Linked DNA regions of Mus musculus: all the other regions are linked to region 2. A link is a loop called in an ENCODE intact Hi-C map of the cell type or tissue named here. Cell type or tissue: left cerebral cortex. All regions are shown on one strand. Region 1 overlaps Mapkapk2 (MAP kinase-activated protein kinase 2). Region 2 holds the start of Rassf5 (Ras association (RalGDS/AF-6) domain family member 5). Region 3 holds the start of Il24 (interleukin 24). Region 4 overlaps Gm51643 (a long non-coding RNA gene).

What was found. Peaks named below come from ENCODE experiments on the same cell type or tissue, not always from the same donor. Only the 100,000 strongest peaks of a DNase experiment are listed, where the experiment ranks them.
Region 1: it touches region 2 in a loop (2.5-fold over the local background); 2 of 42 quality-filtered maps call a loop at or near these places.
Region 3: it touches region 2 in a loop (6-fold over the local background); 2 of 42 quality-filtered maps call a loop at or near these places.
Region 4: it touches region 2 in a loop (6-fold over the local background); 20 of 42 quality-filtered maps call a loop at or near these places.

The regions. Positions count from the first base shown.
Region 1 is chr1:131,057,448-131,065,447 of GRCm38, forward strand. Mapkapk2 (MAP kinase-activated protein kinase 2) reads right to left here. Exons shown (of 10, transcript NM_008551.2): 2 at 1,176-1,315; 3 at 905-969; 4 at 554-633; 5 at 47-173. Among named protein-coding and RNA genes, the nearest start is that of Mapkapk2, 36 kb to the right of the region's middle. In left cerebral cortex, CTCF peaks have their summits at 3,027 (motif pointing left) and 5,405; DNase peaks (open chromatin) are centred at 395, 3,025 and 5,588.
Region 2 is chr1:131,242,854-131,250,853 of GRCm38, forward strand. Rassf5 (Ras association (RalGDS/AF-6) domain family member 5) reads right to left here and starts at 2,325. Exons shown (of 6, transcript NM_018750.4): 1 at 1,836-2,325. The coding sequence starts at 2,277. Gm28913 (a long non-coding RNA gene) reads left to right here and starts at 2,237. Exons shown (of 3, transcript XR_878525.3): 1 at 2,237-2,513. In left cerebral cortex, CTCF peaks have their summits at 2,271, 3,226 (motif pointing left) and 3,763 (motif pointing left); DNase peaks (open chromatin) are centred at 1,110, 1,858, 2,523, 3,249 and 2 more places; H3K4me3 peaks cover 3,617 bases; H3K27ac peaks cover 2,453 bases.
Region 3 is chr1:130,887,108-130,895,107 of GRCm38, forward strand. Il24 (interleukin 24) reads right to left here and starts at 304. Exons shown (of 6, transcript NM_053095.2): 1 at 145-304. The coding sequence starts at 232. In left cerebral cortex, no CTCF peak of the experiment used is centred here; DNase peaks (open chromatin) are centred at 3,853 and 7,554.
Region 4 is chr1:131,113,087-131,121,086 of GRCm38, forward strand. Gm51643 (a long non-coding RNA gene) reads left to right here. Exons shown (of 2, transcript XR_003947991.1): 2 at 2,464-2,821. Among named protein-coding and RNA genes, the nearest start is that of Gm51643, 4.3 kb to the left of the region's middle. In left cerebral cortex, CTCF peaks have their summits at 3,030 (motif pointing right) and 6,116 (motif pointing right); DNase peaks (open chromatin) are centred at 3,052, 3,844, 5,707 and 6,099; H3K27ac peaks cover 2,832 bases.

The DNA of each region.
Region 1 (8,000 bases), 190 kb before region 2:
GCAAAACGAGGCAAAGACTCAGTCCTTGGGCCTCCCCTGAACTCACCCACATAGTATGGTGTATAACACGGAGTGGTCAAAGAGTTGTGACTGGTGGTTTCCTTGGCAAAGCCAAAATCAGTGAGTTTCAAAATGGCATTGGGCCTTTTGGAAGTATATAAGAGGTTCTCAGGCTGTGGAGAGAGACATGAGTGGATAAGATCCCTGTGGAAATGCTGAGGAACCCAAGTGGGAAGGACTGTGCCTTCCGTTCATCCGCTCAACCACTGCATCCATCCAGCCCCTCTGCAGCGGGCAGCGTGAAGGCATCGGCTCCCTGCTACAGAGACTGCCGCGTGGAGCCATGGGGACTCCTGTTGACTCAGAAATCCATGTGTGGGACGGTGAGGTGCTGACGAGCAGCCACAGGCTGAGTGCAACCAAACTGAGCTTCACTACCAAGTTTGTGGTCCCCTGTCCCAAGCCCCACAAGCCACAGACTGGGCTGCAGACCCATCCTACGCTGACAGACCAGGCAGTCAGGGAGCATGGGGTTTATATAAGCAGGTGTCACCTTGACATCCCGGTGAGCAATGTTGATCGAGTGCAGGTACTGGATGGCCTCGCCGATGCTCTTCATGATCTCTGACGCCTCTGCAGACGAGAGAGAAAACCCGAGCTGGAGGTCTGAAAGCTCAGACACCAACCTGCTGACGCAGCCCCAGTCTCCCACACCCACCAACTCATCAGACACACAAAGGAGCTAGGAGCTGACCCTGCCATGGCTAAGGGAGAGAGGCCCATGGCCAGCAGTGAGCCTGAGAAGGCAACACCCTCCCCCACTCCTGTGACAGGGCCCTTCAAAGAGCCTACAGTTGCCTACTGCTGTGCACACAAAGCCACTGCCACAGCAGACCCTCTCTACCTCTTTCTGTGAATGCCTGGTCTCCTCGGTCCTGGATTCGACTAAAGAGCTCTCCACCATCGAGACTGAAAGGAAAAAAAAAAAAAAAAAAAGGTACAGTGAAAGATCTGTCAACCAGCATGTCACCCCACCCCCACGCATTCCACTGCCCCCAAAGGAAGCCAGATGCTGATATCCCAAGCTTCAAGATCCATAGTGGGCTGTCTGCAGAGGCAGAGGCACCTCATCATGGCATGGGGATAGGATGGTCAGAACCCTGCAGGCTACTTACCACTCCATGACAATCAGCAGGCACTTCCTCCCGGCATACAGGTTCTCATAGACATCCACGATGTGCACAATGTGTGGGCACTGGGAGGCCCTCCAGTGCAGCTCCACCTCTCTGCGCGCCTTCGGACAGTCCTGGAGCATCTGCAAGGCCAACACCTCCTGAGTGACACAGGGCTACGAGAAACAGCTGGCCCCACCAACACTACAAATGTTTTCTTTCTTTTTCTTTCTCTCTCTCTCTCTCTCTCTCTCTCTCTCTCTCTCTCTCTCTCTCTCCTTTCTCTCTCCCCCCCCCAAGGTCACTCTCACAGCATCTTCCCCAACCTCTCCCCTTCCAGGACCCTAAGATGACTCTAATCACTCAACACAACACTTCAGCTTGACTCTCCAGAGCCTGAACAGGAAGCTGAGACAACTCTCATTCCATCAGCTAAGAGCATGAAGTCTACAGAAGGAGAGGCAGCAGTTAAGTATTGGAGGACAGTGTCCCACGGAGTCAGAACAAAAGGAACCACTTCAAGGACAAGAAAGGGAGCGACTCCAGAATCCTCAGGGACAGAAACTTCAAACCTATAGCAGACTCAGCCCGGTGGTCTCTGGAGTCAGCCCGATGCTGATTGGGACCCTGCTGCTTGCCAGAGTTGCAGCCTTGAGCCACACTCATGTCCCTTCTTGCTCCTGGGACTGGGTGTCCAGGAGCATGAAGTCAAGCTGGACCCTCATCAGCCTTAAAAGGCCGGATTCTGGTCAGTCTAAGCCAGCTACTTGTTTCCGCCCTTTAGCTACTGACTAGCTTAAGAACAAGCCTAATGTCCAAATGGCCCAGAAGAACTTTGATGGCAATTTACTGAGAGACAATCACAGAAAGAGCACAGGACCAACACTGTCTCCAGCACCTGGCAGCTAGGAGCATGCTGTCACCATGGTCCCAGTAAAGGGTCTGGCCACAGAGCAGTGAGAAGCCAGTGAGAGACAGCAGCTCCCAGGATCCCTGGGACATCACCAAGCAGCCTGTTTCCTGCCAGGCACAACCAGGAGACAAGGCAAGAAAGTGGGGATTCAGGGCCGACTGTGGCTCCTCAATGAAACCAGGGAGTGTGACCCTGCTTCCAAAGCAAAACAAATAAATAAATGGAAAATGTTCCTGATTGTTTAAACTCTTTTAGGAGAATTCCATTGTTAGAACCAAAGGCATCCTAACAGACCTCTGCTTTGTACAGTGGAGTAGCCACTTTTGCTCACAGCTATGCTATGAGGGTTAAACTGTGCTCAGTAGGAACAGCTATCATTTTTACTAGAATGCCTGCTCAATGCAGGGCACAGAAGCCAAAATCTGTAAGACAAAGACCTGAACAGATCTACCCATACATCACACTCTCCAACAGCTCTGGACATTCTGCAGTCTGAGCTGGCAGGGAAACAGGCCAGAGAGCAGACGGACAAGCAGGCAGCAGGCAGGCGCGGGGGGCCTTCGATAAGGTGGAGACTGGGCACTGACTAGAATGAGGCCAATGTGGACAAGCAGGGAGACCAAGAAGAGAGCTGAGGTCTGGGAAGTGGGGTCAGACAGCCAGAGACAAGCTCGGAATCCCCACCAATAACACTAATGTGCTTTCAGGCTATAGTCACGTTGACCCATTTCAGAGAGTAGCCTGCCCAAGGCTAAACTCCTAGGATGACAGCCACAGCCTGCATCAGGCCTGACAGACAAATTCCAAGTCTTTCCACCCTATCACTCAGAGTCTAAGAAACTGTCAGAGGCTGAAACTTCTCAAAGTGGCTTCAAAGAGGCAACTTCTCAAGCAGAAACCCACAAAGAAGACAGCTATCTCCCATGTGCTTTGTGTCACACTGCCACCTTGTGGTCAAATGAGAGCATGGCACAAGCTTGTATGGGGTTGGGGTGGGGGGTGGGGGTCACGGGGTGTGCATTTTTATTTTCCCATGTTGTAGGAGGAACAGAAAGAGACACTGGCCAATTCCATGTGCACATAATCAAGTAGTGACTGAACTTCTACTGTAGACCACGCATGGCACTGAACATCAAAACCAAAACAGACTGACAATCGGAAATGCCAGGCTAGTGCAGCAGGACAGATACCCACCGGAGGCAGGCACTGGAAAGATTCATAATTCAAGTCTCTCTTCCATTCTCCACCACAGTACAGAACAAAAGTAAAAAGAATCCCATGGGGGAACCCACACCCTCACTCTGCCTCCACATCCGAGGGCAGGAGATAGATATCAGAGATGAACACCCTGGGGAGCTGTTGGGCCCCACGTTCAGGCCACGATGCCAAAGTAGACAAAATCGTAAAGACAACAGACAGTGCAGGCAAGCGTTCTGAGGAAAGTTGATCCGTAGACTGCACACTGGGTTTGGGATCCAAGAACACAGCTGTCTTAGGATCACTGCTATCCACAGCCGGGGTTCGTCCATGGCACTGGGAGGGTCAGGTTCCACCTCACAGACAGGAGTGTTAGGGCCAGCATACTCAACAGTTCCAGCTGAAGTGGGGTCATCCTTCCTGGCAAATACATGTCCAGTAGTGCCACACCCATACTCCCAGCACTTGTGGCCCGGCAGGAGGAGTTCTCTGCCAGCCTGGGCAATATAGCAAGTCCAAGGCCAGCCTGGACTATAGAGAGACCAGCTTATAAACGCAACAAAAACAAAGAAGCTCTACATAAGGTTCTCTTCTCTTAAGCTAAAACCAACACTTTCCATACTGATGCCTTCTCTCCACAGGTGAAATAAAGTTTGATTTCTTTAATCAAATCCCTCCTCTCTCTTCCTTCACCTAGTAGTAAATGTATTTTCAAGCTCTCTCCTCCAGGGAAAATTTCTGGAGTGTGGCAACTGCCTTACTATCTAAACTGTGTCCCCCCTGCACCTCCACAGTGGGACAGGTGGGTGCATGCACTTGCTGCAGGCAGGCCTCTCTCCTCCAGGTGAAGTCAACTGGATAAAGACTAGGAAAATCTCAATCCTTAGAGAAAACTAAAATTTTACAGGAAAACAAGTAACTGAGATGAACTTCATTAGGTTTTATCCTCTAGAAACTTGGCTAGGTTGGGCAGATTAGGGATAACTATGAGAAGCCTTGATTTTTACAATACGTATAGAGGTTTTAGTGGGGTTTTGTTTGAGATAGGGCCTCCTGTATACCCAGTGTTATCAGACCTTCACTGGTTATGAATACTAATTGAAGCTATGGAAGGCCTTCATAGCAGGCAGGCGGGCGGGTTAACATCAAAGAGCGGGGCCATGAGGTGCCACAGACACTTGTAGACAAGTGTAGCATACAGAACACTGGAGAGAAAAAGCAAGAATGCACGGATCTCAAGTACATGGCTAAGTAAAGACAGACAAGAGAGGTGGCCTGAGCCATCCAGGCAGAGAGGTGACAGGAAGCTGCTAGCACACCCCAGCTGAGGAAGAGCTGGGCAGCCAGGAGGGTCACATGGGAAAGGTCTCATTCCCACAGTGCAGAGAGGACACTGGAGAACAAAGGGCTCAGGACCTTCGCTCTGGGGGATGGACTTTCCTACAAAGAAAAAAACCACAGCATTGAGAGAAGGTGTACCTGGAAGGAACTGAAATCCATGATACCCATGCTAAGCCTCGAACCAATTCTGTGCCTTGACTCAGCCCTATATGGTGTCTCTGAAATGCTCTTGCAGAAAAGGTCGAAAGATGTGTGTTCCAAACTAAGGTACACAGGCCAAGGAGGCCTGAAAGGCATGCAGGGTTCAGGATCAGGTCATGGAGCCCACAACCCAGGGAGGAAGTTTTAGGTAGGGTCAGTGAGGGAGGTGTGGGAATTGTGCACAGGATTAAAAACAGGGGCCCTAGACTCTGGTTGTACACCTTTGACCCCCTTACCTGCCCTCCAGGAGATCTTCCATCATGGGGTCTCCTGAAAAGATAGTCTAAGTCAACCCAAAAGCCAAAGAGGAAAGAACAGAGAGGAGCCTGGTCCTATGGCATGACATGAGGACAATAGGAGCAACAAATAAGCTGCCCCCACATACTTTATACCTCAGAGACCTCACACACTGGAAAACGAGGGAGGGGGCTCTGAACTCCACTGAGAGTGGGGATCCTAACCCCTGGTGCCTCCCATCTTCTCATGTGCTGAACAGGCCCATGACAGGCCTGAGGGGGCAGCCTATTAAACACATGTAACAAGGACAAGAATGCACACTAGCAAGACCAGCTTGGCACACGACAGGCACCACACCAGGGTTCTGCTATTATTACTCGGCTGCTATTCCTGTACATCAGTTCCCCTGAGGTGGGCAGCTGGAATCCCAGGCACACCCACTTCCCTCAGGGGTTATTCATAGCCCTAGACACCAGGCAGTGGGGACCCAGGATATGGTGCAGCCTTGAGTTTCCCTCTACACACCACTTAAAAGGGACAGCTGGAGCGGGGATGTGCCGAGTCCGACTTGGTGCCAAGAGTGATGCACAAGTCCAATTCAGGCACCAAGTGCGCTGCTGTGTTGTTAAACAAGACCTCTACATTCCCAGGAGGCAGCTGGGGGCCTGGAGGAAAGCCCTGTGTGGGGCACCAACTCACCACTCCCTTAAGCCAGGCCACAGTCCCTCTTTCTGGACCACAAATGCTTCTTTTGTACCACATGGATGCCTCAAAGCTTTTCAGGGTAAAAGGAAAGGAGGACCTGGAGCCACTGTAGGCAAGTCTCAGCAACCTCTTTCGTGAACATTCAAGTAGCAGGCATAGCTTATGGTTGGAGTTCTCCAAATTAAATGTCTAAGTATTTCCAATGTGTCATCTCACCTGGCTCAACCCTCTGGAAGGGAGCATCCTATTTTATAAATGAGGTCCTCCATTATGGAGTAATCTTTCCATAGGATTCTCCAGCCAGCTGTGGCAGGACTGGAATATGAAACCCATGTAAGTAGCACTTCCTCCCAGACACCTAGACACACACCTCTGCAGGCCTCTCCTAAGCGCTCAGTCCCCAGCCGAGAACCAGCTCACTCTCCCAGGGTGCAGGCCTGAGGTCCCAGTCGTCACCCTTCCCCACTCCAGGAAGGAGTAGAGTAGACTGGACCTGCCCAGCCACTGCCTCACTCACTCCAGCTCCATCCATTCCTATCCTAGCACCATCCGCAGCTCTTCCCAGGGAGAGGTGAAATGCCACACCTCCTCAATGCTCCGCCGCTCCTTCCAGCACGAAGCCTGGAGTGGTGGAGCTTCCATACACAACACAGAGAAGCTAACTTGATTTTAGTTGGATAACTGTAAACCGAGAAAGGCCTGGGGAAGTCACGGAGCTTTGACACCAATACATACTGTCCTTACATCATTTGCTATTTCCAACAGATCCTCAAGGGTCCACACCCATAGATCCAAGGCCAGAGAGGGTCCTAGGGACGAAACACACAGAATGCCTTCATTCTGAAAAAAATCTAGAATGCTCAATGTCAGGTTAAAATGGAGAGCATTAAAAAAATACAGCATCAGATCCCAACCATGGGAATTAATTATACTGTAAAGAGATATACTCGTGCTCGCACGCGCGCACACACACACACACACACACATATACACACACAAGATGCTGCTTACAGAAGCAGCCACGGTGATGAGGGAATCTCAACTCCCAGAACCACTGGCAGATGCCCACAGGCTAGAAAGACAGACCACACTTCTCTCTGTGCTCATCCATCCCTGCTCCAGAGCACAGGAGATGACAGCGGATGTGTGTTCATTTAATTAGTCATAGAGATAAAGGAGCATGCCGCCACCTCTGCTAGAGTAGAGCTCAATGGGAGTGGCAGATGAGCCTCCCTAGAGACTGATCTCAACATAACAGCAGCCACGGAGCCTACACTCCTCAGAAGGCAGACAGACAATGCACACGGAAGGACTGCAGCAGCCCTACATGCTGGTACTTGTACGCATTTCATACATTCTACCAGGAAGTCAAAGTCAACTCTCTCCTTGTTACTGAGTTTTATAACTAGAATGGGGGCTAAGGCTCTACCCAAAGTAACACTGACAATGAGGAATCCTAGTACCAAAAGCCATAAACACCCTCGCCACACTACCCAGAAGCGACCTTCACTAAGGGTGACTCTCCGTGCTGTGCCCCACCATGCTCTGGAACCACCAGAAAGGCAGTGGCAAAGGACTGAGGCTCAACAAAAGGTCACCCTGTAAATGACAAATTTTTCAGAGTTGCCACACAGGATGGATAAATGCTAACTGAATCCTAGCAAAGATCATCCGTCCAACACAAAAATGACCGAAGGTGGTTTAGCGAAACAGAAACAGTGACGGCCAAGTTAAAAGGCCTGCTGCAACTCGTACAGAGAGGACTTATGAAAAGAGCCAATAACTGCGCTGGCTGACAAAACTTTCACATCTGAACAAACTCCTAGACTTCTAGAGATTCAGGAAACAAATTCTCACTCAGGACTGAAAGAACTCTGATTGGGAGAAAGCTGGCCATACCTATCAAAGCTATCTCAGATCCAACAGTGGCCCAACAAACGCTTTTCTTTCAGCACCTCGATGGCAGGAAGCCTACTAGAACCCAAATGTCTACAAGCAAAGAGGCTGTAAAGACGTGAAGCCAGTTGTGGGTCAGAGCATGGCGCTCTCATCGAGAGAACAAGGTGGCCTCTTGGCTGTCACCACTGGGAGAGCACACAAGGATCCTGGTGACGCCCCGGCTATGTTCAACATCCTCAACTTAAATGAAACTGCATTTGCACTTCATAAATCCTCAAGACAAGATGCAAACACGCCAAACATTAATTTAGGTTTATTATAAACGGGAAGTATTA
Region 2 (8,000 bases):
TGCACACCAAAACTGTCTCAACTTTCTCTTGGTCAGCCGAACACTCACGGTTAGTTAAATATTAAAAAAAACCAAACAAACAGAGATTCCTTTCTGTGGCCTTCCTGACTTCAGTTCTGCTGCCTCTTTGGTGTTCAGGCATCTCTGGCTGGTAGGAAATCGACTACTCAGGGGCCACAGGAACCCAAGAAAGTGAAAGGACCTCAGCAAGTCGCAGGCCAGTGGGGATGCCTTGTGGAAGGAAACGGCAGGGAGGACACTATTTCCCAAGTGCTGGAAACTATTTAGGGACGGAGCAAGGGAAATAAACAACTCTCATGTGGTATGAGGATGCTCATTTCGTCATGGAGTACTGCACAGATACCCACAGAATCCTGCCAACACAGCATCATTGCTAACCAGAAGAATATCACAAACTCAGAGTAAAGCTGACAGTCCCTCAAAGTCTAAACAAGCGGGAATTGCAACAAGCATATTCTCACAGACAGTGCAGCTTCTGGAATTTGAGCCTTAGTAGATCCATAACAGTGAATCCACTGCCTCATCCTCTGTGTCCAGGGCTAGTGGGTACTGCAAAGCACTCAGGAACACGGAGGGAGATAAAGCTAGCAGCGGGCCCAGAGGTAAGTTGCACTGGATTCGTCTGCAGGTCAGCAGCATTTACAAGGAACAGCAGCCCGTGCACAGGACTCTACATGCCCAGCCTTCTCCTTAACAGGCACCTGTATGGGGGATGCTCATGGTAGGAAGAATAGTCCCCCTTTTTCCTTTCACATATTCTGGAGCGGCTGAGGGGGAGCTGTTATGGGCTAGAGTGAGGGTAGTAGTGCTAGCTGCTGCTGTCCAGTGTTGCAGTCTGAAGGAGGCAACAGAGGATGGCCCTTTACCAAAAGATGTGACTGTAATCCATGTCCACAGATGATTGCCGGAAGCTGTCATTGCACTGCGTGCTTCATATGTTCAAAGGAGCTACGTAAACACACGGGTATGAGTATCCTCTGGCAACAGCAGATCCCTGGGTTGGTGGGGAGGAGACTTATACAGGGATACAGACTCACCATTGGCGAGAGGTAATGATAAGCCCTAAAAAGAGCGCAGACTTGCTCAGAAACTCTCTATACTGGTGCCCAGTGTTACAGTAAGATTGGGAGAAGCCAGCAGGCCAGTGGGGATGCCTTGTGGAAGGAAGGAACTGGCGGGGAGCTTAGTGATTTTAGGGCTGGAAGGCGGGTGCAGGGGGACAGGAGGAGGAAGAGGAGGCCACGAGGCACAGTCACACACTGGAGCAGAGTATAGAGCGTTGAGCCAGGTGTGGAGGGCTGAGGAGGCCTCAGGTGCAGGTGACCTTGGCATCTTTCAGCCTCACAGCCTGCTTCCATTCAAAGCCTAACCAGGCTTCCCATGCCAACAGCTCCCTAGGAGGAAGAGCCTGAGAGAACCTGAGGTGACCACCGAGTCATCTCCCCATTAACCCTAATAAGTGTCAAATACTCACTTCGTTGTCAATATCACTACCTCATTTTTAAAACTCACAACTAAAGGAAGAAGAGGGTGTGCGTAAGACACAATGACCTTGTGGAGAGCCATCAGTCCCAACCTACAAACAAGCTTGTTTACGCGCACGGGGGAGAAGGCTCAAACCCGTCTGAGGATACGTAACTGTACACATACAACTACCTCTGGTCAGTGGGCAGCCATTAAAGGATGCCAGGCAGTGACAGCAGCTGTCTCCAAAGGTAACCTGCCTAAAAGTTCGGACTGGCCACAAAAGGCAATGGCCTCCTCTCCCGGGCTCAGAGCCCTTCACCTCGCGCACCTTCCCCGCCCTCACTCACTAGCGCAGCGCAGCGCCTGCCGCAGCACCTCTCGTCCGCACAGGTCACACCAGCCCGGACCGCCCCGCAGCGCCAGTTCCACGAAACGGTGCCCCTCGCCTCTCTCGGCCAAGACGCGGGGATCCTGCGGCTGCTCGAAGATGCTCCTCACGTCGCGGGGTCGGTGTGACCCAGGTCGCAGCCGCAGTCTCGGCTGCAGACCGGGCCGGACAGGGCGAGCGTGTCGGCAGTCTCGGGGCGTGGGTTCGGGGTCCCTCCGGCCACTCCTCCTGCCACCGCGATCCTCTGACGCCCCGGCCGCGGGGATCAGGGCCGTGGGGATGCAGCGGCGCGGCCGGGCGGGAGGTGGCGGCTCGGTGCCACCCAGACTCTGCAGATACCGCGGCGGCTCGGGATCTAGGAGCAGCGGGTAGGGACGTTGCCCGATGGCCGGGGAAGCCATGGCCAAGGCCCGCAGGCGGCGGCAGCTACCGAGCCTGGCCAACAGAAGGGGCGGCTCCGGTCGAGCGCGCTTTTAAAGGGCCCGCAGCCCGCGGGCGGGGCGGGGCGGGGCGGAGCCCACCGAGAGGCCGGAAGGGCAACACGCGTGACTGCGGGTCGGAGCCGCGTGGATTTAGGAGTGACTCGGCGACTAGGCGGTGGTGAAGGTCCGAGCACCCGAGAGGCTTCGCGAGCTCGGTAGGCGCCGGCTCCTGCGCCTGTCTTCAGCTCTGCCCCGTCCCCTCTGGGCGTCTCCCAGGGCGCCCTAACACCGGCGGGGCGGGGAGCAGGTGGGAAGGCAGGGCTTTGGCAACCTGGTGTGGCCCCGGGACAGGAGCTAGCCCGCCGCTGTCAGTAAGGCGGCCCGCGGATTCTCCGAGCTGCCCGTGGGAAGCTGGCTACATCAGCTCTCTCCCTTCTCACCTCTGCTACATAGACTGCCCCTCCCCGAAGACTGGGATTAGAGTGACTGGTGATCCTTGGTGATCCGGTGATCATGAGAGACCTCTCTGTGCCCCATGGGTGGACAGGAACTTTCCTCCCGAATTACGCCCCTCCCCCCTTAGTTGCTGGAGTAATCACTGCGGAAATGAATGCCAATCCCTTACACACCTCCTTTGGTATGGAAGGTCCACCTGAGCAGGGGCGCAGGGTGGAGAAGTCCGCATCCTACCAGCACCAAGGGGTGCGCCATAGGTTCCTGTCTGGCTTAAGGTTATGTCGCCACCATCTTGAAAATCCTAATTCTTAACCCGGCCTATTCTTTTTGCACTGGGTCTTGAAAATTATGTAATGGTAATAACTAGTGGGCCTGTCCACAGTGCCGTCTCAAGGGATAGAGAACAGGTGGGACTGTGGATTTTCGAACCTGTGCCCGGTCGGTCGGTCGTAGGCTAGCAAGGGTCCTGGGCCCTCTACAGGCTGGTTTTGTAGCTGCAGGCGCCTTTGCTCTTTCCAGTTCTGCGGTTCTGACTTAGGCCTAGCTCACATTCCCGCCTCCCCCTGCCCCCCTTAAATTACAGGTTTGATTGATTTAGTGGCAGCCACCAGCAAGCAACTATGGGAATAGAGTCACTGCACCAAATTCAAAAATTCTGTATTTTGGGTCTCAACAAACCACTGGTAGAAATATTGGGGGAGGGGCATGTCTATAGTGAACATGTACACACTCTTTCTCCTTACTTATTAAATAATACTGGATAGCAATGATTCATATACACTTTCACAGTACCGGTGTTTAATATAGGCGGGGTTAAAATGCATAGGTTCTCTCTGCACACAAGCTACCTTATAAAAGGGATGAGAACCCTCAGGTTAGAGTATTGGGAGCAATAATGTATGTATAGAATGTGTGGGGATTCTGAAACCAGACCTGGAATTGTCTATAAATTCGCCTACATTTTAATCTCCAGGGTTCTTTCCCGGCTAGTGATGGGTCTCCCCCTAGTGTCTGGCTGGGGAATCCTCACTTTCACTTTTCCTCTCGAAGGTAAATTTAGGCAATGGCTAAAAGTCCAGTGACCAGGGAATCCCCAGCCTTCCCTGCTCCACAGCCTCTCTCCCCACCCCCACCCCCGCACCCCTCCCCCAAGTGGTGGTAATCAGAATCCTGCTCCTTTCAAGTGGGTGGCAGAGGAAAAGTTCCTGGTCTCTGGGCCTCGTTTTATTCACTGGTTTCTGGGGAGTGGAAAGAAGGACTCCAAACTGATAAAGTTATGATAAGGCGGTGGGCACAGAGGCCACCACTCTGCCCCTCCACCCTTCCTCTTGCTCTCTTTACATCCGTGCTCCAAGCTTTGGAGGCCAGCCAACCCTAGAGGGCTTTTAAAATCACAGCTTGCTGGCAAGTTCCTGTGTCAGTAAGTCTGGGCTAGGATGCTAGACTTGTATTTCTAGCATGTTCCCATAGTAGCATTTGTGCTGATGGTCCACTGTGAGAACTATTGCTCTAGAGCCATAGCAGAGTGGAGGGAAAGGACCTGCCTGTTCCAGAGCTGGGTTCCTTGTAACTGAGAGAGCCCAGCAGGAACTCTTCCTTGGCACTTTCTCCCAAAGTGTGATGGGGGAAGTGCAGCCTGGCTTTATACTCTTTTCCTCCTCCTCTCTAGGGTATCTGCAAGCAGCTCTCTGGCTTCTTGCAGAAACCTGTATTGCATGTAAAAGTTTGCTTTGTTTCTACCCTGTGTCTATTCATCTTCACAAGGTTGGAAACTTGTACCTCTCAGGGGTGCCATCTTTTGGGTACGACCGGGGACAGAGACCAGCTTGAGTGTGGGGTGATGGTTTGGTGTGTAAGTAACAGGATTCTGGTAACACACAGCCCTGGGAGGCCAGTTCTGAGACACTATTTATGAATAATAGCCAACAGCCATCATCTCTGTCCTTCCCTCGCCCAAGCATTCCAAGGGTCTGTCGTTTGTGGCTGACTTCGATTCCCTGGCTGAGAAGGCTCCTGTGAGGACACCAGTGTCAACTGTCATAGACTGAGGCTGGCTGGGACAGTTAGGTGTGCAGCATCCCCAGCATGGGGCTACATAGAAGACACTCTGGTTTGGTTTTCCTGTGGCTCTGATTTGATGGAGCAGTGATGGCTGCTTCCAGAGCTGATGGGGAAATGACATGGAGCCAGAGCTCCTGGGATGAACACAGATGATGTGGATGGAGATAGTATAATGCCATGTCATGTGACCCACCCAAAACTTTCTCAACTTTATCTTAAGATCCATCTCTCTGAGACAAAAAAAAAAGTTCAGGGTGGGGGAGTAACTATCCCCCAACCTCAATAGGTATGGGACTCACCTCTTTAATCTTTTCCAATCCAGTCCCCTCCCATGTCCCATGATAGAACATCTCCTTCTCCTTCCAATACACACACACACACACACACACACACACACACACACACACACTCCTCCTCCAGGGAAGAAGTGGGGAAAAAAATCACCAAATCACTCAAACCCCTGTAGTTCAGGTAGAGAGACATCACCTGGGGTGATGGGTGCCGGGCCAGCGGCATCTTTGACTTTGTCCTTGGTCACCAGGCTTCGAGGTCTCACCACATCTGCTGGAACATCTACTGGGAGGTTTTGTTTTGCTTGTTTTGCTTTGCTCCTTAGCAGATCATCTTGGCTCAGTGTGGGGTGGGTCACTTTTCCCAGCTGTGACTCATTCCAGGAGAGAGGACATGTTGCTTTTATTTGTGACCAAGGGGAAGGAGTATGGTCAAGGCTGCTTCAGAGGTGGTCCGATAACATGTTATTTCCCCTGTTGGGTGAGTTATTTCAAGACTGTCCCCCAACCTCTCCCCTAACCTCTCCCCCAACCCCAGCCCCTAGCAAGAAAGAGAAGGAGAAGACAGACATAGCCTGATTTTCCAAGGGGGAAAGCAAGCTTTGCTTTTATCTGACTCTGAAGCATTTGAAGCTGCTTAAAGTCTCTGAAGGTTTTCGGAAGCTCTGGGGATATTGGTAGTCACACATAGGATTACTATGTCAGTCAGGATAAGTGATGTTGCAAATGCAGCCCCATATCTCAGTGCATCAGACAACAGAGACCTCTTTCTCACTTATGCCCCATGTACAGGACGACAAGCACTCGCAAGAGTCTCTCAGGACTCCTGCAGATCCCAGACACCATATCTAATACGGCCAGTCACTGTGCCAGGAGGAAATGGAGAAATCCCTGCTGATCCTCACTGGAGCTTAAAAATCTTGGTCGCTTCCATTCACAGGTCACAGACCATCCTACACAGGGAGAGCCGGCAGCAACTCCTCACTGTGAGCTCAGAGTCGGAGAAGAGCCGGGGTGGGGTAGCTGACCATCGGCACTGATAGCCTCTGCAGTCCTCAGGGACACAGAGCGGTTATTAATTTCTTAAGCCAGGTACTCCTCTAAGATCCACTGCGTATTAGGTGCTTGTTCAGGCACTGGAGGTCTGGCAGAGACACACAGTCATCAAGCTTGCTCTCTAGTGGGAGAGGCACACAATAAGCCATAGGTGGGATGCCTGTATACCAGGACTTGAGTGGTTTTGAAAACAAATGCAGCATTTTTAGGAGACAGACGGTGAGGCGGTTTTGTATCAGATTAGCCCACTGGGTCTCAACCCTCCTAATGCTGAGACCCCTTCATACAGTTCTTCATGCTGTGGTGATCCCCAGACACAAAATTATCCTTGTTGCTATGTCATAACCGTAATTTGCTACTGTCATAGATCATAATGTAAACACTTACATTTTCCCAGTGGTCTTTGGGGGTCACGACCCACAGGTTGAGAACTACTGGATTAGACAGCCAGGCTCTTTCCTAGATTTATCTAAACAGAGTTAAATGGAGAAAAGCCCGTGTCTGTGAGCAATAATGTTCCAGGCAGCAGATGCGCCAGTCTCTAAGCATTCCCCAAATCTATGAATACAAATGTGCCCAAACATTCTCACACCCTACCAGCATGATGTCTGACGACTGGCTTATATTTTATAAGAGATTTTGATTAATATGACACATGAAGCACAGAAAATGGGTCTGAAGCCGTGGAAGGTAAGACTGTGTGATCCTTGTACAAAATTTGAGGGAGATGCCTAAGGCCTTCTTCTTCCTGCTTAGGCTACGCACTACACAGAAGGCTCAGTCTCCACGAGAAGGGGGGTCTCTTGCAACTTTCAGTGGCAGGTGTGTGTGTGTGGGGGGGTGACACCTCACATTGCTAGAGAACAGTAAATCTGTGAGGGTCTCTGGTAAAATGCAAAATGGCCAGCGTCCCTACTTTATAGATTAGAAACCAGAGGCACGGGATCATGTGACTGACACAGAGCTCCTAGCCTGGATTCCAGACCATTCAAACCTATGTATTGGTCTTTGCACTGCCTGCTGGGATGGGAAGGGCTGGTGAATAAAACTGGTGTGAATACAAGTGCACAGTGAAGAGTCAGAATCCGTATCCAGTGTTCTTCCCATATGACTCTATTTCCTTGGTGAGGTCCAGGTGTCAGGTCCTGCACCCCAGGGTCATCCCAGGGTCACCCATCACTCTTATCTGTATCCCTACTATCTCCACCCTCCTAATGGGAGTTGCAGGTGACCTTTGATTTGCCCCCTCCCTTGGGTCTTGTTGCTCTTTCTGACCCTCTTCTCTCTGCAGGGCAAATAGGAGGTGCTGGGTCCAATAGAATGAGCACAGTTGTAGGCTCATAACCAACGTCTGGTCCAAGGCATGTTTTCTAAGCCACGAAATGATGCTCTAGGGATATCGGAAGGAAGGCACCCTGAGACCTTCAGGGCTATGGGTAAAGAGGAGGGGACTTAGCAGTATGAGCAAATCCTTCACGGCGCTGAGCACTGCGGTGAATTTGCTGCATCCAGATGCTTCGGATGGGCCAGAGAGGGGGCCTGGATAAGCGCCATTGTGCATTCTCAGGCATGACTTTAAAAAGTTCTCTGCTTATTTTGTGTATGAGCAGAGGTCACAGGACAGTTTGTAGTGGTGCAGGATGGGTTCTCCTCTTCCATCAACCCTGTCACCAAATGCTTCTGCTCCCCAGGGAGTTTTCTCTGCCCTTGACAGTACTTAGGGACAAAAGTGTGTGTGTGTGTGTGTGTGTGTGTGTGTGTGTGTGTGTGCGTGCTCTGAAAAGTGTTGTTAGGCTGGGGCAGCAGGTTCATGGTGACTCCTCCATCTGCGTATTGTCA
Region 3 (8,000 bases), 360 kb before region 2:
TAAGCAACTTCTCATTTAGTTTTTTCCTTATATAAATATTCAAAGGGCTGGTAAATGCTAACCCACCTTTCAGCCCCCCCACCCCCAATCAAGGCAGCAGCCTAACATTTCAGAGCAAAGGCTATGGGAAACCCCACTACTCACCTAGGGTCCTAAAGTGAAGCCGGAGGCTGCTGTGTGAAGGTGGCTGGTTCTTCTTGTGCACAAAAAGTTGGGCAGGCTCAGTCAGCATTCATTGGTAGAGGATCTTCTGCTGGGTGGGAAGCTCCTTCTCAGCTGTGGAAATGATTTCAAAAGTGAAAGACTGAGGGTAAGCAAGGCTGGGAGAACTGTATATAAGGGGTCTGGCAGGGAGGGGCAGAGGAGGGGAATGTGGAGGAAGGGAAATTGGTCATGCTTCCCTGGAGAAATACTTCATCACCTAGTCACCCTTTGCTCTTAGACAGGGGGGTGGGGGCAGAAATCAGTCCCTCAGGTGAGATGAAACCTGGCTTCTCTGAACTGCAGTTCCTACATCTACAAAATTGTATTTTTAAAGTATCAAAACACCATGCCTAGTGGTACATACCTCTCATCCCAGCACTTGGAAGGTAGAAGCAAGAGGATCTTTGGTTCAAGGTCACTCTTGGCTAGTGAGTTCATGACCAATCTGAATTATAGCTCCTGTCTAAATAAAAAAGAAAGAAAAAAAAGGTCTGACCTACTTTTCCTAGAAAAAAGATATAAAAAGCAATACATGAGTACTTTGTATATTCTCTACACATGTAAACATACAATTACTATGCAAAATATACCAGCCTGTTTTATTGTATACTGCCAAAATCATTGAATAATTATGTCTGTTTGCAATGAGACATTAGCCCAGAGGCTAAGGCTAGCCCATAAATAAATATCTTCCTTTAATCCTCAGAACCAGGAGGTTTAGGGAGTTTCTGACTTGCAACCACCCACAGTCTCCAGGGTTACAATCACCCCAAGTATATCTCTCCTTAAGAACTAGGAAGAAATAATGTGTGCATGGACAGGCCTACAAATATGGGGGATCCCAGTTCTCTGGTAAGCTAGTCTGGGCCTAGACTGCACAATAGAAGCACCTATGTAAGCAAGAGAGAGACCTGACCAACTGTATCTCCAGCTAGCAAGGTGCTCAGGCAAGGGCTGAAGCCACACATCTCCAAAGACACACCCAGAGCCTGGGGATGCAGAATGATTGCCTTTAAAACACACAAGGAGCAGGAGAAAGCACAGACAGCCCAGTCACAGAAACCCAGGATATACTAGCCCCTCGTGGGAGAGAGCATTGATCCTGAGAGCAATACAGACTGAAGGGGGCAGTGGAGGGGTAGGGGTAGCTTCATTTAGCACTTGCTGTGAATATCTTCCCATGTCCCGGAGGAACACAGTGGATTCTGAACTCAAAGATCAGCAATCTGCAATCTGAGGCCAGATCCAACAGGTAGTGTAACTGCTACAAACAGCTTACGTTTTTTAAAAAAAATAGCCTTGCATTTTAAAAAAAAAAATGGCAACACAAATCAGAAGAAAAATATTTTGCGACAGTTGAAGAAAAGATATGTGAAGTTCAGGTTTCAAATATGATTAGTAGGACACAGTCACACATGGCCCAGCTGCTCTGATGCTACAGCAGAGGTTAAATAGCAGCCAGTGAGACCAGAAAGCCTAAAGCATCTATTCTGTGGCTCTTCTAAGAAGGTTTACTGCACTATGCTAGAAATCAACCTCCTGCACAGTCTAAGCATCCTTAGGCCTGGGTTCAGGCAAAAGATCTGGGGAGCAAAGTAACACAAGAGACAGGATAATATCACCCAGCTCAGAGAAGAAGGGACAGGACATGGCACAGACTGTTGGCAGAGCAGGGGCCAGGGCTTATTCTGCATTGACAGCGCCATCCTTTTCTTCATGGCACTCATGATGCCCTGCTTTATGTGTTATGCTTGGCCAGCAGCCTGCTCTGCTATTGCTGTGACAAGCTTGATTCCTCCTGTTTCTGGGGGTGCTGAGTGTCACACTCTTGCCAAAGGCAAGACACTCCACCACACTCCTTTCCTCGCCATTGGGATACCTGTCTTCCTCCTGTCACAACAATTCAATAATTATGCCCTAGTTGTGATAAAATCCACACAGCCCAGAAGCTAAAGCTAGGCCATAATTTCCTTTCCACCCATCCTTACATCATTCCTAAAACCCACTTTCCACTTTAGAGAAAGAAGCCAGGTTAAGAAGTCGGGCAATAGACAAAGAGAAGGCAGAAGCAACCAGACAGCCATAGCAGGAAGCTAAGAAGCAAGGGAGCCCCACGCCAGCTGCAGCTCTAACCATCTAATGGACTGGGAGGGTTAGCTGACAGACTTGACACACAGGGCTGGTTCTCGGGCAGACTGGGTAGTGGCAGAAGGCCCCAGGCATGGCTCTGTCTGATGAAGGGGGAATGTGATTCTGATAGTGAGTCTCAGGTGAAGGGAGACAGAAGAGAAAACAGAGACCCAGCCCCAAATGCCCAGATTCCGACTCTGGGCTCCAGCGGCAGCAGCCCTGGCTTCCTTGTGCGAGCTGTTCAGATCCTCCTTCATCTTTGTCCTCATTGTCATAGCAGAGTCCCCAGGGGGCTCTGGAGACAGAGCAGCGCACAGTCTTGTCCCCGAGTGTGATCCACGAGCAAGCTCCAACACTGTTGATGGAACCACACGGTGCCAAGACTTTCCTGAAGCTGCTGAGTCAGAGCACTCATTCCTTTTTTTTAAAACTATTTTTTTAATTAGGTATTTTCCTTGTTTACATTTCCAATGCTATCCCAAAAGTCCCCCATACCCACCCCCCCAATCCCCTACCCACCCATTCCCCCTTTTTGGCCCTGGCGTTCCCCTGTACTGGGGCATATAAAGTTTGCGTGTCCAAAGGGCCTCTCTTTCCAGTGATGGCTGTCTAGGCCATCTTTTGATACATATGCAGCTAGAGACAAGAGCTCTGGGGTACTGCTTAGTTCATATTGTTGTTCCACCTATAGGGTTGCAGATCTCTTTAGCTCCTTGGGTACTTTCTCTAGCTCCTCCATTGGGAGCCCTGTGATCCATCCAATAGCTGACTGTGAGCATCCACTTCTATGTTTGCTAGGCCCCGGCATAGTCTCACAAGAGACAGCTATATCTGGGTCCTTACAGCAAAATCTTGCTAGTGTATGCAATGGTGTCAGTATTTGGAAGCTGATTATGGGATGGATCCCTGGATATGGCAATCACTAGATGGTCCATCCTTTCGTCACAGCTCCAAATTTTGTCTCTGTAACTCCTTCCGTGGGTGTTTTGTTCCCATTTCTAGGATTCAATGCAATCCCCATCAAAATTCCAACTTAATTCTTCAACGAATTAGAAAGAGCACTCATTTCTAAGAGATACCTAAGGTGGTTCTCGTCACATTGTGAGAGATGAACATAGAAAGCATCGGAAGGACTTGTCCCAGTGTCTTCCATGTGGAAACCATCTTAGGGCCGAGTCAAGGGAAAAAGAACTAAAGCAGAAACTCTCAGTGGACAATTTTGTCATCGGGGTTCTGTGGGCAATGTTTGAGGACAGTTTTTAGTTGTACCTAGCTGGTGGGTACTGCTGAGATGTAGTGGAATGGGCAGGCTGGGAGTGTGGCTGAGATTCTGCAGAAAGAATGATGTCACCCAAAACATCATTAGTGCTGCCCTCGGAGCTCTGCAGAGGCTGGCCGTAGAAAGTAAGAACATTAGATATGAAGTCTATTCCCATTTCATTCCTCCTCCAAGTTCCTCTTAACCAGCAACAGAGGAGAAAAGTCTCAGCCACTGTGGATCTGAGTCTCTCTCTGCGGCAAGAAGCAAGCAAAAGCTGATAAATGTAAACCGCCCCCTTCTCCGTGGGTGAAAAACTTTGCCCTGCAGGAGAGAAGTAGTAAGCATGTTAATTAGGATTCTTTGAAAGCCAAAAGAAAGGAGAAAGTCACATCATCATTTTTCTTTCAATGATTTGAGCTTAATCTTTGTTTTATTTTTTGTTTGTTTGTTTGTTTTATTTTTTTGTTTTGGGGGGGTTGGTGTTTGTTTGTTTGTTTGTTTGTTTTTAGACAGGGTTTCTCTGTGTAGCCCTGGCTGTCCTGGAACTCACTCTGTAGACCAGGCTGGCCTCGAACTCAGAAATCTGCCTGCCTCCCAAATGCTGGGATTAAAGATGTGCCCACCACGCCCGGCTTTAATCTTTGTTTTAAGATAGTGTTCCCCACTGACAGGGAAAAGTCTTATGGTAATAGGTGTGGGATACCCAGGGCACGAAGTCATCTGGACTTCTGTTCAACCTCTCCTCTGCTCTCCCCTCCCCTCTCTTCCTCTCTCCTTCCCTCCTCTCCCATACCCTCCCCTACCTTACCTTACCCTACCCTACCCTCCTCTCCACTGTTCTCTGCTCCCCTCTCCTCTCTTTCTAAATAAAGTTTCACTAAGGTCCCCAGACTGGCCTTAAACTCTGAATGCTTCTACATCAGGTTCCCAAATGCTAGAATTACCATGGTAACAGTTGTGTGACGTGCTCCAAAAAGGCAAATCTACAGGGGCAGAGAACAGACTCGTCGCCCAGGGCTGGAGATTAGGATAGAGTGGATGTGGGAATGTGACCGAATGCTAAGGAGTACACTGCTTCTGTCCTAAGGTTAGAGCACAGTGATGGCTACACAACTCTAAATATGTTTTAAAATGACCAAAGCCTACACGGTGACAGGTGACCACAGGGGCCACCCCCAAGGTTGCTTTTTCTAAAGAATAGGTATAGGAATCAAGGGAGGGAAGGAGAGAGAGAGAGAAGGGAGGGAGGGAGGGAGGGAGTTAGGGAGGGAGGGAGGGAGGGAGGGAGGGAGAGAGGGAGGGAAGGAAGATACGAAGGAAGGAAGGAAGGAAGGAAGGAAGGAAGGAAGGAAGGAAGGAAGGAAGGAAGGAAGGAGAAAAGGAAAGAGAGAAGGAAGGAGAGAGGGAGAAAGTGTCAATGGAAATAAATATATCTCATTCCCATAATCACTAGGATGAGTGGGGAGAAAAATGCCAATTTTTCCCCTTGTGTCCTGCCCGTTCTCTCTCACTACAAGTAGTTTTTAGATTCTCAGGAAGCATTGGTTCCCAGATCCTATGGACAACAGCTGTTCGTTTTTCTATCATCAGTGTCATCCTTCAAGTCCCGAGTTTTATCCATCTCAGAAGTCCCTTCCGGAGTAACAGTTTAGTCAGCACTGTTGGATGAACAAATGTCATATAACTGATGTGACCTCACTCCTCTGACACACACTCTCAAGTCACGACTGTCTTTTTTACAACACTGAGATAGGCCTTGGGATGGGGCCTGCCTATGCATGCACCTCTAGGGAGGAAGGAAGAGGGGTTGGCAATTTTGTTCCTCACTGAGGGCCCATGACTCAATCCTTCTGAAGGACTTGGAATTAGACACACTCCCTGGTAGGTAGACGGATAGGGAGAGAGGCCATGACTCAATAATAAAGGTGGCAAACTTCCAAGATGGCTGGCTTCTTCCTCACTCTCCTGACCTGAGACAAAAGCCTGGCAGCTTAGCCTTTTCTTCTCCCAGTAGTCCCCCAGCTGATGGACTGGCTCAGCAGGTTCAAGGCCAGGTGAGGACACAGTTACTCAACAGTTATGAGCCAATCAGCCAGCCTGTCATTTTCAAATTGACCAACCCTAAGTTAGGAGTGGAAGAACCTTCAGAGACATTAAAACCCAGCTCTGGGGAAGAGACGGGGTTTTCTTACTTCCCCAGTCCTTGTTTGCTTTACAGAGGGTCTTTGCTGTGGGAGCCAGCTATATGTCTCTGTTTCCGCACCCCCAATAAACATCTTCCTTCAACTGCTGGTTCTAGTTGTTCCCCTCTGCCGAGTGCCTTTTTTCCCTGCAGCTACATGCCTTTTAGTTCTTGAGCTGGCAGAAAAAAGAAATCCACACAAGATCCCAGACAGCGATACTTCATGCCCCTGCAATGAAGCTTTCTTGAAAGCCTCAAAGGGGAGGGGTTCCGGGAAGGTCCTGGTGGTGACACCCCGGGGCCACTGAAGTCAGTGTGCTCAGACAGCCCCTGGAGACTCTGAGCACCCTCCCCCGTGCCTCCTCCCTGTGTATCTCTTCCACTTAGCAGTTACAGAATTATGAACTGGTGATCTAGTAAATAAACTGTTTTCCTGCTTTCTGTGAGTAATTCCAGAAAAACAAAACAAAACAAAACAAAAAGCCGAAAAACTGGAGAAAAAAAAAAAAAAGGTCATAATGAGAACCTTCAATTTTTGGTATTGGCTCAGAAGCAGAATGGAGTCGTAGCCTGGGCTTGTAAATGGCAGCTGAAAGGAGGGAGGGCCCTGATCAGAGGGGCCTAGCTTGGGAAGGTTTATATTCACTGTCTACCTGACAGGACCTCTAATCACCTAGGAGGTAAGCCTCCAAGCACACATGTGAAGGCTGAGTTAACCTCTGAACACACCCATGAGAAAGTATCCTGTTTGGGTTAAGTTAGGTGAAAACATCACTGCTGAAACTGGACTGCAGAGAAAAGGAGACAAGTAGTTGTGTGTGAGCATCATTGCTCTAGTTGTGTGTGAGCATCCGTTGCTCTAGTAGTGTGGGAGCATCCGTTGCTCTCTGCTTGCTGTCTGTGGCTGTAAAAAGATCAGCTGCCTCAACCTCCTGCACTCCTGGCTTTCACACTCTGATGGACTTGGAAACAAAATAAACTCCCTTTCCTCCGAGCTGTTCACTTTCCCAATCGGTGGAAGCTGTCCTTCTGTGTTACGCCTGAGGTTGCAACATCCAGCTCAGTAAAAAGGATCTTTTCAAGCCGACTCTCGATCCTTACAGTAGAGCAGAGTGAACCAGAAAATAAAGGGGAGACTGTGGAGGTGCTGAGGCAGTCGGGATGGTCGACCTGGGTAACTTTGTGCAACTGTGTTTCAGACTTTAACCAAAGGATACATTTTAAGGTTTCCTATTCCCATGAATGTGTAAGAAACATTGTACTTGATCCCACGGGTTTATATATTTCTTCTTTTTAGATGGGCAGGAAAAGCTATATATCATCATTGCATTGAAGTTCCATATGGCAGTGTGATTGTAAGACCAAGAAGATTCTAGAAATGCATGCCATTCCGGTTGGAGCAATGCGCAGTTCCCCTGACCTCTCCTGCCCTGCTCTCACTGCGTTGGTATCCTAGAGGATAGGAGCACTTCCTCACCCCCAGTCCTGAGTATTCAAAACAAGTCACATCCCTTGCCACTGGCGGCCACACGCATAAGAAAAACCAGACATCATTTTGTTGTAATAAGCTACTGAACAAGATTAGTGATAGTCACTGCAGCATCAGTTGCCCTAAGCTAATGAGGGCAGAAAGAGTGTCAGAGGGGAGAAGGCCTAAAATATCTTTTGAGCATCTAAGTGGATTTCAACTCTGAATTTAGATTGCTGTGAGCAATGCATCAGACGATTCAAACTACAGATCTGAGCTCTGTCGGAGTTGAGCCTATATTTCTGCATGCTGTTAACAGAGGCTGTTGTGAGTCAGAGATTCTCAACTCCTCCTTTAATGATAAGCACTGGTTTCTCCTGGAGAAACCACCCACTTGTGGTAGCTCGGGGACTGGGACTGGCGCGGAGGTTTGACTGTGGCCCCATAGGCTACGTACATTTAAATGGAACTGTTTGATAGGATTAGGAGGATTAAGAGGTCTGGCCTTCTTGAAGGAAGAGTGTCACAGAGGGTCACCTGACCTAGGATTGGTCTCTGTCTGTCTCTCTCTCTGCCTCTCTGTCTCTGTCTCTGTCTCTGTCTGTCTCTCTCTCTCTCTCTCTCTCTCTCTCTCTCTCTCTCTCTCTCTCTCTCTTTCTCTCTCTGCTTGCAGGCCAGAATGTAGCTCTCAGCTACTATACAGCTGCCGTGATGATAAATCTTAGCAAGTGCTCAGTGTGACAATCAGCAGCATG
Region 4 (8,000 bases), 130 kb before region 2:
ACTGATTAGGGATGTGAGAGGAAAGAATTTCCCAGGAGCACTTGCTTCGAAGTTCTGAAAAGGTTACAGGCATCCTGATCTTGTTTTATAAATAACCTGAGTAAAGCCGGGTGCACGCCTTTAACCCCTTGTACTGGCTGGTTTTGTGTGTCAACTTGACACAGCTGGAGTTATCACAGAGATAGGAGCTTCAGTTGAGGAAATGCCTCCATGAGATCCAACTGTAAGGCATTTTCTCAATTAGTGATCAAGGGGGAAAGGCCCCTGTGGGTGGGACCATCTCTGGGCTGGTAGTCTTAGGTTCTATAAGAGAGCAGGCTGAGCAAGCCAGGAGAAGCAAACCAGTAAAGAACATCCCTCCATGGCTTCTGCATCAGCTCCTGCTTTCTGACCTGCTTGAGTTCCAGTCCTGAATTCCTTGGTGATGAACAGCAGTATGGAAGTGTAAGCCGAATAAACCCTTTCCTCCCCAACTGCTTCTTGGCCGTGATGTTTGTGCAAGAATAGAAACCCTGACTAAGACAGGTGCACATCTAAATATCATGTCTTCTGCCCCTTTCATGAGTCTGGAGACAGATGTGGGAGGTTTCGTTTAGAATGTAAGAGAAATAGTCATGCCAGTGACTGGGAAGGAGGCAGGGGAATTCAATAGAATACAGCAATGAACAAACCACACCTCCACCCAGCAGAAAAGAAACCTTTTTTTTTTTTCATATTTAATCAACACAAATGAGGTCATGGCTCAGAAAATGGGGAGCATTCTTAGTTCTTAGGAACTGATGCCCCAGAAAAGGAGCCAATAGGAAAGGAAACCAAGCTGTCTCTGGTATTCTCAGAGGAAGGGAGGGAAGAAGGGATGGAGGAAGGGAGGAAGGAAGACCTAGTACTACTGAATTTCCTTCTCTAAAGTAAAGAATCTCTGTGCCATAAGGTGTCCCCATCTGTGACTTAACCCAAACAACCAAACAAGCCAAGTGATTAGCAAGGGCCAACATTAGCATTTGAACCCAAATCTTTCTGGCTCCAAATGCATGCCCTTTGGCATCTCTTTATGACCAAGGACAGCCAGAGTCTCTTTTCTGGGGACAGCTCTCTATTTGTACAGACAGATGCCCTCCTTTATATGGAGTAGCAAATTTCTGTCTGGCCCAGAGCTAGGGTATAAAGATTAGCTGTGGCTCTGCTGTGGAAAGGGATGATATCGACCCCTACAGATGTTGTGACTGCAGGACAGTGAAGAGGCCACAGCCTTGCCTGTTGTTAGGATCTGGAGAAGCCTGGAGTGTGGTGTGGTGGCCACCAATTATCTGCTCAAGGCACCAAGAAATTACAGAGTGACTCCAGCAGTTTCTCATACAGACTTAAGCTGAAGACAGGCCTTGTACAGTTTCTGTGGAGAATAGATGAAACTTCTAGAGACAGGGCATCCTGAGAGCTGCACAACTCTGTGCTACTCAGGGCAGATTCGTGCCCTGTAAAACAACGATAAAGCTCATGTTATATGTTTTGCTATAGCAAAAAAGAAAAAAATGTTGAAAGTAACCTCAAAAATTAACTTTAAAATTTGTATTACATTTGTATCTATTTCTTGTGTGTGTGTGTATGTGTGCATACAAATACGGACATACATAAGCCACAGGTGCACATACATGAGCCACAGCACACATGTGGAGTTAGAAAACAGCTTTCTGGGATCTATTCTCTCCTTCTATCCTATGGGATAGATGGGATCAAATTCACGTTGTCAGGTTTGGCAGCAAGTGCCTTAACCTACAAGCCATCTCAACAACCTGAAGTCAATGCTTTAAAACTTGTAATATACTATGCAATTCTACTTTCAAACATACGCCTACTGGAGAGGGGAGTGGAGTGGGGGGGGGAGCATGGGACGGAAGGTGGGGGAGGGGACACTAAGAAAGGGGAGAGAGGAAAGAAGGGGAGATGAAGAGGGAGGGGGAAGGAAGGGGGAGGAGGAAAGGGGGAGGAGGGGAGGAAGGTATGGGAGGGTGGGGAAGGAGAAGAGGGGTGGGAAGGAGGGGAGGGAGAAGAATGAGAGGAGGGAAGAAAAAGGAAGGGGGAAGACAAAGGAGGCAGGAGGATGAGGGGAGGAGGAGTGAGCAGGGAAACGGGGAAGAAGAGGAGCAGAGGGGAGGACTCTCTGCCATTTCTGGTGCCTGAAAGCAATAGCTAGACCTTGGTCTGCAAGCTCAAAAACAAAAGAAACTCAGCCACAGAGTGTCTACCTAAAGGAGAACATGAATTGGTTCCACAGGGTTGTTTCTCATCCATGGCACCCAGTATCTGGCAGATACAGGATTCCATCTAGTGAGAAGTCTAAGGACAAACCTCCAGGATGAGGATGGCTCTGTGGTTGTAAGAACCATGGCAAGTGGGCACAGACATCTTGGAGTGTCTTCACAGTTTATGTGCCACAATCCCAGGTCCCTCGTCCTTTCCTGACAGCCAACCTTGGACAGCCGGTAAAGTAATGCGTGATCGGGTTGAAAGAAGGCTGTCACCCAGGAGGAGCATGGAGTACAGGACCAGGCATGAATGCCAGAGATGCTGGCTTTGAGCAGAGAAGACCACTCCCTGGCATCAGGACCAAAAGCAGAGCTCTCGGTCAGTGGTTAATATCCTTCCTCCCAGCCTCCCCAGAGCATGGGTATGGAATCTAGCAATTCTTCAGGTTCCAGCTAAGCTGCACGAAGGTGTTACAAAAGGCCATTTCTTCTCCTTGGAGGAGAGCCAAAAGGAAAAGTGACACACACAGCCTTCATCCTGGAGTCAATGAAATCATAGCTCACATGAGCCTGCAAAATGAGAAAAATGCCCTTGGCTTGGGACTAACCATCAATGAGGGGCGGAGGGGGAAAAGAAGGGAAGAAAGGGGGAGGGGAAACTAGAAAGAGCTGAGATCGATCCTTAATTCACACATCAGGCTCATATTCGTTTGTTTGGAGTTTTGGGAACAAACTGTATCACATAGAGAATGGCTGAATAAACTAATGAAGTGCGTCTGGTAAGCTTATCCCTATGTGCACCACCAGGGGGAGCACTTGTTCCACACCGCTGGTCTTTTATGCACTATGAAGCCGCTGGTTAAGGGCATAAATTCTGGGTTCTAAGGGCCTTTTTTTTTTTTTTTTTTTTTTTTTTTTTTAAAGATTTATTTATTTATTATATGTAAGTACACTGCAGCTGTCTTCAGACACTCCAGAAGAGGACATCAGATCTTGTTACAGATGGTTGTGAGCCACCATGTGGTTGCTGGGATTTGAACTCTGGACCTTCGGAAGAGCAGTCGGGTGCTCTTACCCACTGAGCCATCTCACCAGCCCTCTAAGGGCCTTTTAACACCACCACCACCACCACCCCTTTTGTCCAAGAGCTGCCTGATTTTACTTTGTGCACGTCACCCTGTTTTCAGATAAGGAAAATATCTGACCCCGGGGAACTGGCAGTTTCTCCCACTCTTAAGGGCTCCAGAAATAGAGTCCTCACCTCACTTGGCGGCAATCCCAACCCTTTCTTGCTGTGGGATGTTTCCTGTCCACAGACCCCTAAGACGGGAGCTAGACAAGCAGGTGCCTCCACAGGGACCACACATTCGAGCCTGAGGAGGAAGTAGCCTGCTTTCCCGAGGCCTGGAGCCTCTTCTCTGCCCCTGCCCCAGCCGCAGACCCCCTACCAACCCTCCTCACCCACCAGCTCTCCCCAGTGCCTGGCCAGCACCTAGGAGCAACAGCCAGACTGTGGTCCCCGCAGGCTGCAGCGTGCCTTTGTCTGGGCTCACAAAAACCACATTTAGAACCGACTCCCACTTCTGATGCCCCCAGCGCATCTGTCTTTGCTTCGTTCCATCTGGCGATCTCAGAGGAATGGCTAATTAAATTGAAATGAGCTGGCCTATTTTTAGTGTTCTTCAGCTATCAGGCCTGGGGGGAATAGCCACAACGTTTGGAAAAGAACACCAGGAAGACTGAAAATCTCTGGAGCTGCATGCTGTTTCTAGGATTATCAGCTCCCAAGTCCCACCTGCCTCGGCAGGGTCCATCCGGTTCTCCTGTTGTCCTGTTTGAGGATGGGGCCAAAGTTGGAGGAAGGACGCTATGATTTAGATACAGCTTAGGTGTGGCACCTCCTGTGTTGCGAGTCTAGTAAGGTAACGGGCGGGCGCCGAGACCTTGAGAGAGTGCACTTGGATCACTGATGCTGTGTCTTCAGCTGCTTTCACAAACCCCTCATTTGGTCTAGTGTGAGGTCATTATGAACAGGCAAGACGAGCCTCGGCCCTAGGTGCTGTCTAATCAATACATCTCTCTGTCTCAAAGTCACAACTGTAATGGAGCTAACTCACCCAGGAGTGTCAGCCAGAAGCTCAACATACAACACTGCCCTGCTCCCTGACTTACAGCTCCCCCATTTATAAAGTTCACAGCCTCCCTCATTTTCCTATAGTACCTGAAAGTGACTAGTAAACAGGCTTCCTGGGTGCTCTTGATCCACCTCATCCTAGAACCAGAGACACATTCAGCTCAGTGAGCCTTGACAGCTTGATGCCAAGTCAGAGCTGTGATGAGCTTTAGATGACAACAGGTTTGTGCAGAGAGGAGGTGAGGAAGGGGAGGTGAGAGGTGGGGTGTGGTAGAGGTGAGGATGGGGAGGTGAGAGGTGGGGGGTGTGGTAGAGGTGAGGATGGGGAGGTGAGAGGTGGGGGGTGTGGTAGAGGTGAGGATGGGGAGGTGAGAGGTGGGGGGTGTGGTAGAGGTGAGGAAGGGGAGGTGAGAGGTGGGGGGTGTGGTAGAGGTGAGGATGGGGAGGTGAGAGGTGGGGGGTGTGGTAGAGGTGAGGATGGGGAGGTGAGAGGTGGGGGGTGTGGTAGAGGTGAGGATGGGGAGGTGAGAGGTGGGGGTGTGGTAGAGGTGAGGAGGGAGAAGAGAGAGGTGGGGTATGTGGTAGAAGTGAGGATGGGGAGGTGAGAGGTGGAGGTGTGGTAGAGGTGAGGAGGGGGGGTAAGAGGTGGGGTATGTGGTAGAAGTGAGGATGGGGAGGTGAGAGGTGGATCCCATCCCAGGTCCTGGATGGTACTTGTGCAAACATTGCTTCCTGCTAGTGAATTGGAAAAGCCATCCCTCTACTGCCACGTTAGGACCCCCTCTGGTTCCTTGTCTGCACAACCGACGTGCTCCTTACTTGGAGGTATGTTGTTTGATGCAAGCTAAACCCCTCTCCAGCTTCTCTTCCTCCTGCGTCCTCTGCTCTGGCCACTCTTTGTCACATTTTTAAAGTTTTGTTATTTGGTTTAATTGCACACATACACTGGGGAGGGGGTCTTTGTGGGTGTACAGTCACGTGAGAGATGGTGACCCTGAGGCCAGAGGCACCGGAACTTGAGTTTTAGGAGGTTGTGAGCTGTCTGACACGAGGAATTGAAGACCAGTCCTCAGCAAGAACAGTACACCCTCTTAAACCCTGAGCCTTCTCTGCAGCTCCGGAGCGTTTTTTTTTGCTTTTTGCTGTTCCTACACATTTCAAGTTGTGTGTCAGGAATTCCCTTCCTTGCATGACAAATCCTTCTCGTTAAGGGCACTACTCGGCAGTCACCTGCCTGAGGCTATTAGTCACTCCCGCCTCTGTGGTTTTCTAAAAGTTTGCTCAGACTAATATTAGACCTTATCAAACACATCCGACTTCTATGCCTACGTGGGATAAGGGCTTGCTGCGAGTGGGAGGTGTGTTCAGCCCATGGAGCTGAACTTCCCAGGCTTATGAATCCAGTGAATTCTTACTGTTGCGTGAAGATGAGAGAAAGTGAAATCGGGTTCTTTATTCTTCTGGGTCCCCACACAGCCCAAAGACGGCAGGGCCTCCTTCCTCCACCAGAGTGAAGCTTTGGCGAGTGGGCAGCCCTCTCTTACATCCTCACCCACAGCCAGGGCTCCTCAGGATTCCAACAAACTCTCTCTCTTCCTTATGTGCTTGGCCCTTGGGCGCATCAGGGTGCCTATTTTTTTTAAGATTTATCTTATTTCTATCTATGTGTGTGTGTGTATCTGTGGACACACTCAAACACTGTACACACACAGGTACATGCATTTGTGTGTCAGTGCCAGAGAAGACCAGAAGAGGGAGTCAGGCCCCTGGCATTATAAGCCAACGTGAGCCACCCAATGTGGATGCCAACACAGGTGCCAGGAGGAGAACTCTGTTCCTCTTTGAGAGCAGCAAGTCACCAGCTGTCACCCCTCCAGCCCCTTCACTATTCCTTAAGGGTTTCCTATCCTGGTCCACATTCTATAGTCTCTGAGCTGCCCCCTCTTAGGGATTAGGCCCAGTATCTACAGGGCATCTTCCACACTCTACCCAGCTCCATTCCACAGACTCCACATAACCTGCTCCATACCATCCATGGGCCCTCCCTTGCCTCTGACAAGTTTATTGATTATACCCCAGGACCTCGTGTCCCTCAGTCTGCCTATGTCCCAGACCTCCACTTAACCCTTAAATCTCCAACTCAAGAAAACAGGCATTTGTCCCTAGCCTTAGACACAATCTCCATGAAGTGTTAGAATAGTTCCTAAAATATCAAATTATTCTTTTCCTCTCCTTCAATACTTTCCTTGCCAGATACATATGCAAACATCAGGGATTTGACCGTTACATTTGTTTTGTTTGGATTTTTGATGGGAAAGTGGGGCGAAGGCCCAGTCTAACTTGAAAAATCCAACCTTCTGGTAAGGAACTGGACAATGGGCCCTGACTTTTCATGCGTGACCTCTGTGCTAGCCATGGCTCCTTTAAAAAATACACACACACACACACACACACACACACACATATATATACATATATATATATATATGTACACCTTAGCTGTCTTCAGACACACCAGAAGAGGGTGTCAGATCCCATTACAAATGGTCGTGAGCCACCATGTGGTTGCTGGGACTTGAGATCGGGACCTTCAGATGTGCAGTCAGAGCTATTACCCGCTGAGCCATCTCGCCAGCCCTAGCCATGGCTCCTTGAATCTACTGCAGCACTGCCCCCTTGCTCTCGGCCTTCCGTTCCATAAGGCTCATCACCCTGTAGAGAGCAGCTTCTCTGTCTCTCCGAGACCTCCAGCCACTATCCAGCCAACCCACCGCGTGCAGGGCAACGCACAGCATGCTGGCATTCCTGAGGTGCGTGGCTCTTGCCAGGAGGAACCCAGCAGTGGGCCTCTGTTCCCAAGGCTCCTTCCCCAGCAGCTCAGTGAACCCCGGACGAGGGCTTCAGCTTTTGAAATCATTTAACCTAGTTCCGGGTCTTCAGTACAAAGACTGAAGATAACACCTCCTGGGAGCCTCTCACGGTGAGCTGTCCTAGATTCCCTAAAGAGGTAGGCTGAAAACAGAGGCCCAGAAAGAGAAGTGTCCACCATCCTGAGGCCCAGGAGGGGCCAGAGAAGGCGAGAGTGTCCATTTGCTGAAGATAGGTTCTGACATTCTGAGCTGGGTGTTGGGAGGGCCGACAGGAATGTAACAGGGGGCAAAGCCAGGACAGAATAGTGTGTGCGTCCATGCGTGCGTGCGTATGTTGGTATTACAAAAACAACTGCCCTGGCCAAATTAAGATTTGGTCATGGAACTTTTAAGTTGCCTAAATTACCACAGTTGATCCGCATTGCCCTCACTCATGTTAGCATTGTCTCCTGGTGCCAGCCTGCACTAGCTTTGAGCCGATCCCACCAGCAAGCTCCCTCCCTGACCTGAGTTGCTCTTTCTCACTATATTTCTTGCCCCCCTCCACCCCATAAAGAAGGACCGGCACCCTCACTTGTGAGGTTTCTCACGCTTGAAGAGTCATCTGAGCTGGGAGGTTCCCAGAGCGTTCTTTAACCAGCCTCTCCCCACAGAGCTGGCCTCCAGGCAGGACACACAGTGCCATCATGTCCTGCTGGCTTCTTCTCAAACCAACTGGCAGGGTGGGGCTTTCTCTCCATTTAAGCCCCATTT